Regions from separate parts of the Homo sapiens genome. Here region 2 is linked to region 1. Evidence: read pairs that join two places in POLR2A ChIA-PET (ENCODE). Cell type or tissue: B cell. All regions are shown on one strand.

The links. Peaks named below come from ENCODE experiments on the same cell type or tissue, not always from the same donor. Only the 100,000 strongest peaks of a DNase experiment are listed, where the experiment ranks them.
Region 2: POLR2A ChIA-PET joins it to region 1 with 10 read pairs; 1 of 35 experiments calls an interaction of 5 or more read pairs at or near these places.

What each region holds. Positions count from the first base shown.
Region 1 is chr7:155,505,859-155,508,358 of GRCh38, reverse strand. CNPY1 (canopy FGF signaling regulator 1) reads left to right here. Exons shown (of 5, transcript NM_001393663.1): 4 at 1,243-1,339. Among named protein-coding and RNA genes, the nearest start is that of CNPY1, 39 kb to the left of the region's middle. RefSeq lists a silencer at 1,393-1,442. In B cell, no CTCF peak of the experiment used is centred here; a DNase peak (open chromatin) is centred at 1,388; H3K27me3 peaks cover 1,689 bases.
Region 2 is chr7:155,727,692-155,730,191 of GRCh38, reverse strand. The region is part of intron 9 of RBM33 (RNA binding motif protein 33); the gene reads right to left. Among named protein-coding and RNA genes, the nearest start is that of SHH, 84 kb to the left of the region's middle. RefSeq lists an enhancer at 1,667-2,167. In B cell, no CTCF peak of the experiment used is centred here; no DNase peak of the experiment used is centred here; H3K27ac peaks cover 923 bases.

The sequences.
Region 1 (2,500 bases):
TATCCTGAGTTAATTCGAATATTCTAGCCCAAACTAAGTTAAACAAAGGCTTAGGTATGATAGTTAGCCTGATGCCAAATTTCCTTCCAGTGTAATGTTGATTTTTTGTGAATGCTAGTCTCTGGCTTGCTAGAATATGCTTGGCAAAATACGTTGCAATATTTTTCACTTTAGTCAATGCTGTTGAATCAGACAAAGTGATGGGCAGTCCTGTTTTAAAAAATGTATTAAGTTCACACATTGGCCAAAATACCAGGCCTGCTGAAACCTTGAAATAAGGGCTTTAGCCGATTTTTAAAGATTTTATTTTAACTAGAAAGTAAAGGCAATAATCAGGGTTAAAAGTACTACAGAATAAGAATGACAATGAATACGTGTGTTTGTATTTCACAGGTTTTAAATAGGCACATTAGAGTCGAATTTAAATCTTTTAAAATGCCATTAAACATTTTTAGAGTCTTGCTTAATGAACTCAGAAAATGATTTACAAGTCTCTGGTGAATACCACTAGGTAACTTCACAGCTCCCGAAAGTATAACCTGGTAGTTCCTTAACAAAGAAACATACTTCAGTTAGAATTTAAGATTTTCAAATGCAGGGGTGTATTTGAGCACCCTCTTCTCTGAAAGGTCAGGTATTTTTTTTTAAGTGAAGTGAAATGTTGGATGGATCTCTAAACAGCATGAAAAGACACCTCCCGAAGTAACTGTCAAGGGTGTTCTCCACAGTGAAATTGAAGATGCGTTTGTTTTGATTGCTGAGAAGGCTTAATTGTTTTCACACTTTCAAGCCACAAAATGGATTATTATGTTAAATCACAAGGAAACTGGTTTAATCATTTCGGGGAGCTGTGGTCTTCTTTTTTTTTTTTTTTTTTTTTTTTTTTTAGTTTAAAAACCGTTGGACTTTTCAGCTCCTTCGATAGGAGGTCCATTTCTTCCTATGACTTCCAGTCCGATTTAAGGAAGCGAAACATGCAAAGAGATGTTCCTTCCTCAGGCTCCCATGTCTTCCAACACAACTCATCATTTACTTAAGCCCCAGGAAAATGATGCAATTAACATTCTGGGAAGAGGGTTAATCCAATGCAATGATGTATTAAACCAAAAGGGCGAATAAAAATGGACCACCTTGGTTACATGATTTCCTATGTTTAGCTAATAAATTGTTGCAAAGTCCTTCCTAACAAAGTGCCCCGCCAGTGTGCGTCTATCCACATATGTTGTTATTATGTTTCTACAGTGTGAAACTATAATAGAAGAGTATGAAGATGAAATATCCTCACTTATCGCCCAGGAGACACACTATCTAGCTGACAAGCTGTGCAGTGAAAAATCAGGTACTGTGTCTGATGTAACATGTGCTCGCTGCTCGCACACCCTCTCTCTCTCACTCAGCCTTGCAGCGTCTTGTTTGCAGACCGAGCCTCGCTGCCTCTGCGATCCACGGCTCTGACACAGGATCCCCCGTCTCCGCTGAATCAGAAACGACAGCATGTGAGAGAAAACAGATAAACAGAAACCACAGGGCTGTGTGGCCTTCCTCTTTGTACTTTCTTTCCTCTATATATTAAGTGAATTCAAACATTCTTGATTTCCAGTTAAGGAGAAAATTCTTGTTCAGAATTAGAAGACTCCAAAGCACTTTCTTTTTAAAAACTTTGAGAGAGAGGATTTTTCCATCCTGGACCAGGGAAGGAGACCCTCACTTCATGGCTTGAGTATCTGCTACAGCAGCAGAAGGTGCGATTTTTATTTTGTAAGAACTTTCTAAAGTTTTTTTGTTTGTTTGTTTGTTTGTTTGTTTGGGGGGATGCTGGATTTTTTTCCAGGTTCCATTCCTGTATCTACTTCTTAAAAAAAATTTTTTTCTGGCTCAGAGGGTGGAAAATAATAGTTAATTCTTAAGCATATACACACACTCAGAAGCTGGAAAAAATGAGCAGAATTTTATTTATAATATACAAAGTTGAAAGCGATGGTCACTGACTCTCCGCTCTGTTGGCTGTACGTAGACCTTCTAGTCCCCTAACTTGGATGCTTGTTTAATACATTTATAAGAATGGAGTACACAGTTGTGCATTCTTTTGGATATCTTTGGGAAGAAATGAGTGAGTAGATATGAAGACAATGATTTAAAGCCAGTGGGGTACTTTTAAACAATGTGGAAGTTTGAGACAATTAGCATTCAGCAGTTGTTTACAATAAAGTATATAATACACCTACATCCATTATATCAAATGTAGTGCCAAAGTCCTTAAAATAACAGCTACTGAACATTTGTAGATAAATATTCATGTCATCAAAAGTTATTAAACAAGAAGTACACAAATCTCCCATTAACAGAACAGGTAAAGTTTTGTTTTTTTTGTTTTTGGTTTTGTTTTTGTCTTTTTTGCTTATACTCTGAGTAGATAATTGGGTTGTTTCTGTTTAAAATCCAGTTTTAATGAAGCTTGCAAAAGAATACAGTGAGACGACGTAGTCAGGATTATTCAGGC
Region 2 (2,500 bases), 220 kb before region 1:
CCTTCAACTGCCGGGTCCGTGAGAGCTGAGACCAGGCCTGTCTTACACATCAATGTGTTTCCATACTTGGCCCAGTGCCTGGCACACAGGCGGTCATAAATATTTAATGGATGAATGAAATGCCTGTTTGTAATAGCAAGGTATTCCCCGAGCCTCACATTCTCAACCTGGAAGTACTGCGGCATGCTGTAAAACCAGCTGCCCACAAAGCACAGGGAGAGGTGCTGAATGGCTGAATGAAGGAAGGAAGTAACAAAGGTTAGGATGTACTAACCTAGACCTCGGGCAGTGAACTGCCTGAGGCTCTTAAGCTGAGCAGATGTGAAACACATACAGTGCACAAGGACCAAACAGAAGCCAAGATCTGGGGTGATCACTGGTTTAGAGACAGAAAAATTAACAGAACTGAGTTCTTACATGTATGACAGAATTTTTTTTTTTTTTTTTTTGTTAAAGAGACAGGGTCTTGCTTTGTCACACAGACTGGAGTATAGCGGTGCGATCACAGCTCACTGCATCCTCAAACTCCTGGGCTCAAGTGATCCTCTTGCCTCAGCCTCCAGAGAACCCGGGACTACAGGCATGAGCCACCATATCTGGCTAATTTTTAAATTTTTTGTAGAGATGGGGTCTCACTATGTTACCCAGGCTAGTCTGAAACTCCTGGCCTCAAGGGATCCTCCCACCTTGGCCTCCCAAATCACTGGGTTTACAGGTGTGAGTCACTGCATCTGGCCAAGAGAAATTATTTTAACTTGTATTCTAACTATATAATATCATTAGAGAAGGACCATGCTGACTGGCTTCTTCACCCTGCAGCTGGGAGAAGAGTGAGGATCACTGGTGGGAGGCCAGAACTTCCATGCTGATAGGGTTTGGCTCTGCATCCCCACCCAAATCTCATCTCGAACTGTAATCCCCACGAGTGGAGGGAGGGACCTGGTGGGTGGTGACTGGATCATGGGGGCAGTTTCCCCCACGCTGTTCTCATAATGGTATGTGAGTTTTCACAAGATCTGATGGTTTAAAAGTGGCACTTGCCCCACTTTGCTCTCTCTCCTGCCACCACGTGAAGAAGGTGCTTGCTCCCCCTTTGCCTCCTGTCATGATTGTAAGTTTCCTGAGGCCTCTCCAGCCATGCGGAACTGTGAGTCAATTAAACCTTTTTTCTTTATAAATTACCCAGTCTTGGGTATTCTTTATAGCAGTATGAAAACAGACTAATACACATGCTGTCTCATTTAATCCTTATCACAACCCTACAAGGTAGGTATTATGCTCACAGAAATCTTCTGACCATTTAAATAACCTTCACTTAGTATACGGTTAGAAAGTGGCAGAACTTGAATTCAAACCCAGGCTGCCTACCTGCAGAGCACACTGTGAATTCCTTGGTATGAACAGCAAATGGGGAGGGATTTTTCTCACATTCCCTAATCAGTCCCTAATCATATGTTTTATCATCACATATGTAAGTGTAATTGTGCAAGTCTACGTGTGTTTCAGAGTCAAGAAAACCAGTAAGTACTACATCAAGTCAAAAGTCAGACAGTCATGGAAATTTCATGGCAGGCTTTAATAAGTAAAAGAAATTATCAGTACTCACCTGATCAATCTACAAGAGCTGCATTAAAGAGGTAAGACCAAAGAGCTATCTAAGATTTAGAAAGAAACCGTTTACTCAGGGTGAGTAAACAAGGCAATTTCTGACCTTGGAATTTAGTTAAATAGAGTAAGAACGGAGAAAGAAGGATTTGCAAGTGTAGCCTGGAGTATGTACACGCTACAGGCAAGGTGCTGTCTCCTCAAGCAGCTGGGTGAAGGGCAGTGAGGAGGGAGGTAACATTATGTCATCGAGTGTACAGGACCCAAAGAACCTGAAGTACCCACTGACCTTTACAGGTGGAGAGGCTGGCCCAGGGAAAGAGAGCAACTGAATGGTAGATAAATCCAGTCCAATCAGGAAGAAGTCATGACGGCGCATTTTCCAAAATGACAAATGCCCGCATATCAGCCAAGTGGTAGCAGGATAAGAAAAGAGGGCAGATAATGCAAGACACCACTCAGAAAAAACATTCAATGACTGATCCGTGAAATATACCAGAGTGAAAAGGGTTGCCTCAGCTGGGGACAGTGCCTCACACCTCTAATCTTAGCACTTTGGGACCCCAAGGTGGGCTGACTGCTTGAGCCCAGGAGTTCGAGACCAGCCTAGGCAACACGATGAAACCCTATCTCTACAAAAAAAGTACAAAAAAAAATTAGCCAGGCATGGTGGGACACACCTGTAGTCCCAGCTACTTGAGGCTGCGGTGAGAGGATCACCTGAGCCCGGGAAGCCGGGCCTGCAGCGAGCTGCGATCACACCACTGCACTCCAGCCTGGGCTACAAAGTGAACCCTGTCTCAGAAAAAAAGCGGGGATGGGCGGTTACCTTTTTGGCAATGTCAGATGCTATTGGACAGAAGGGAGAGCTCACCTGGGCAGATATGTGGCTTGC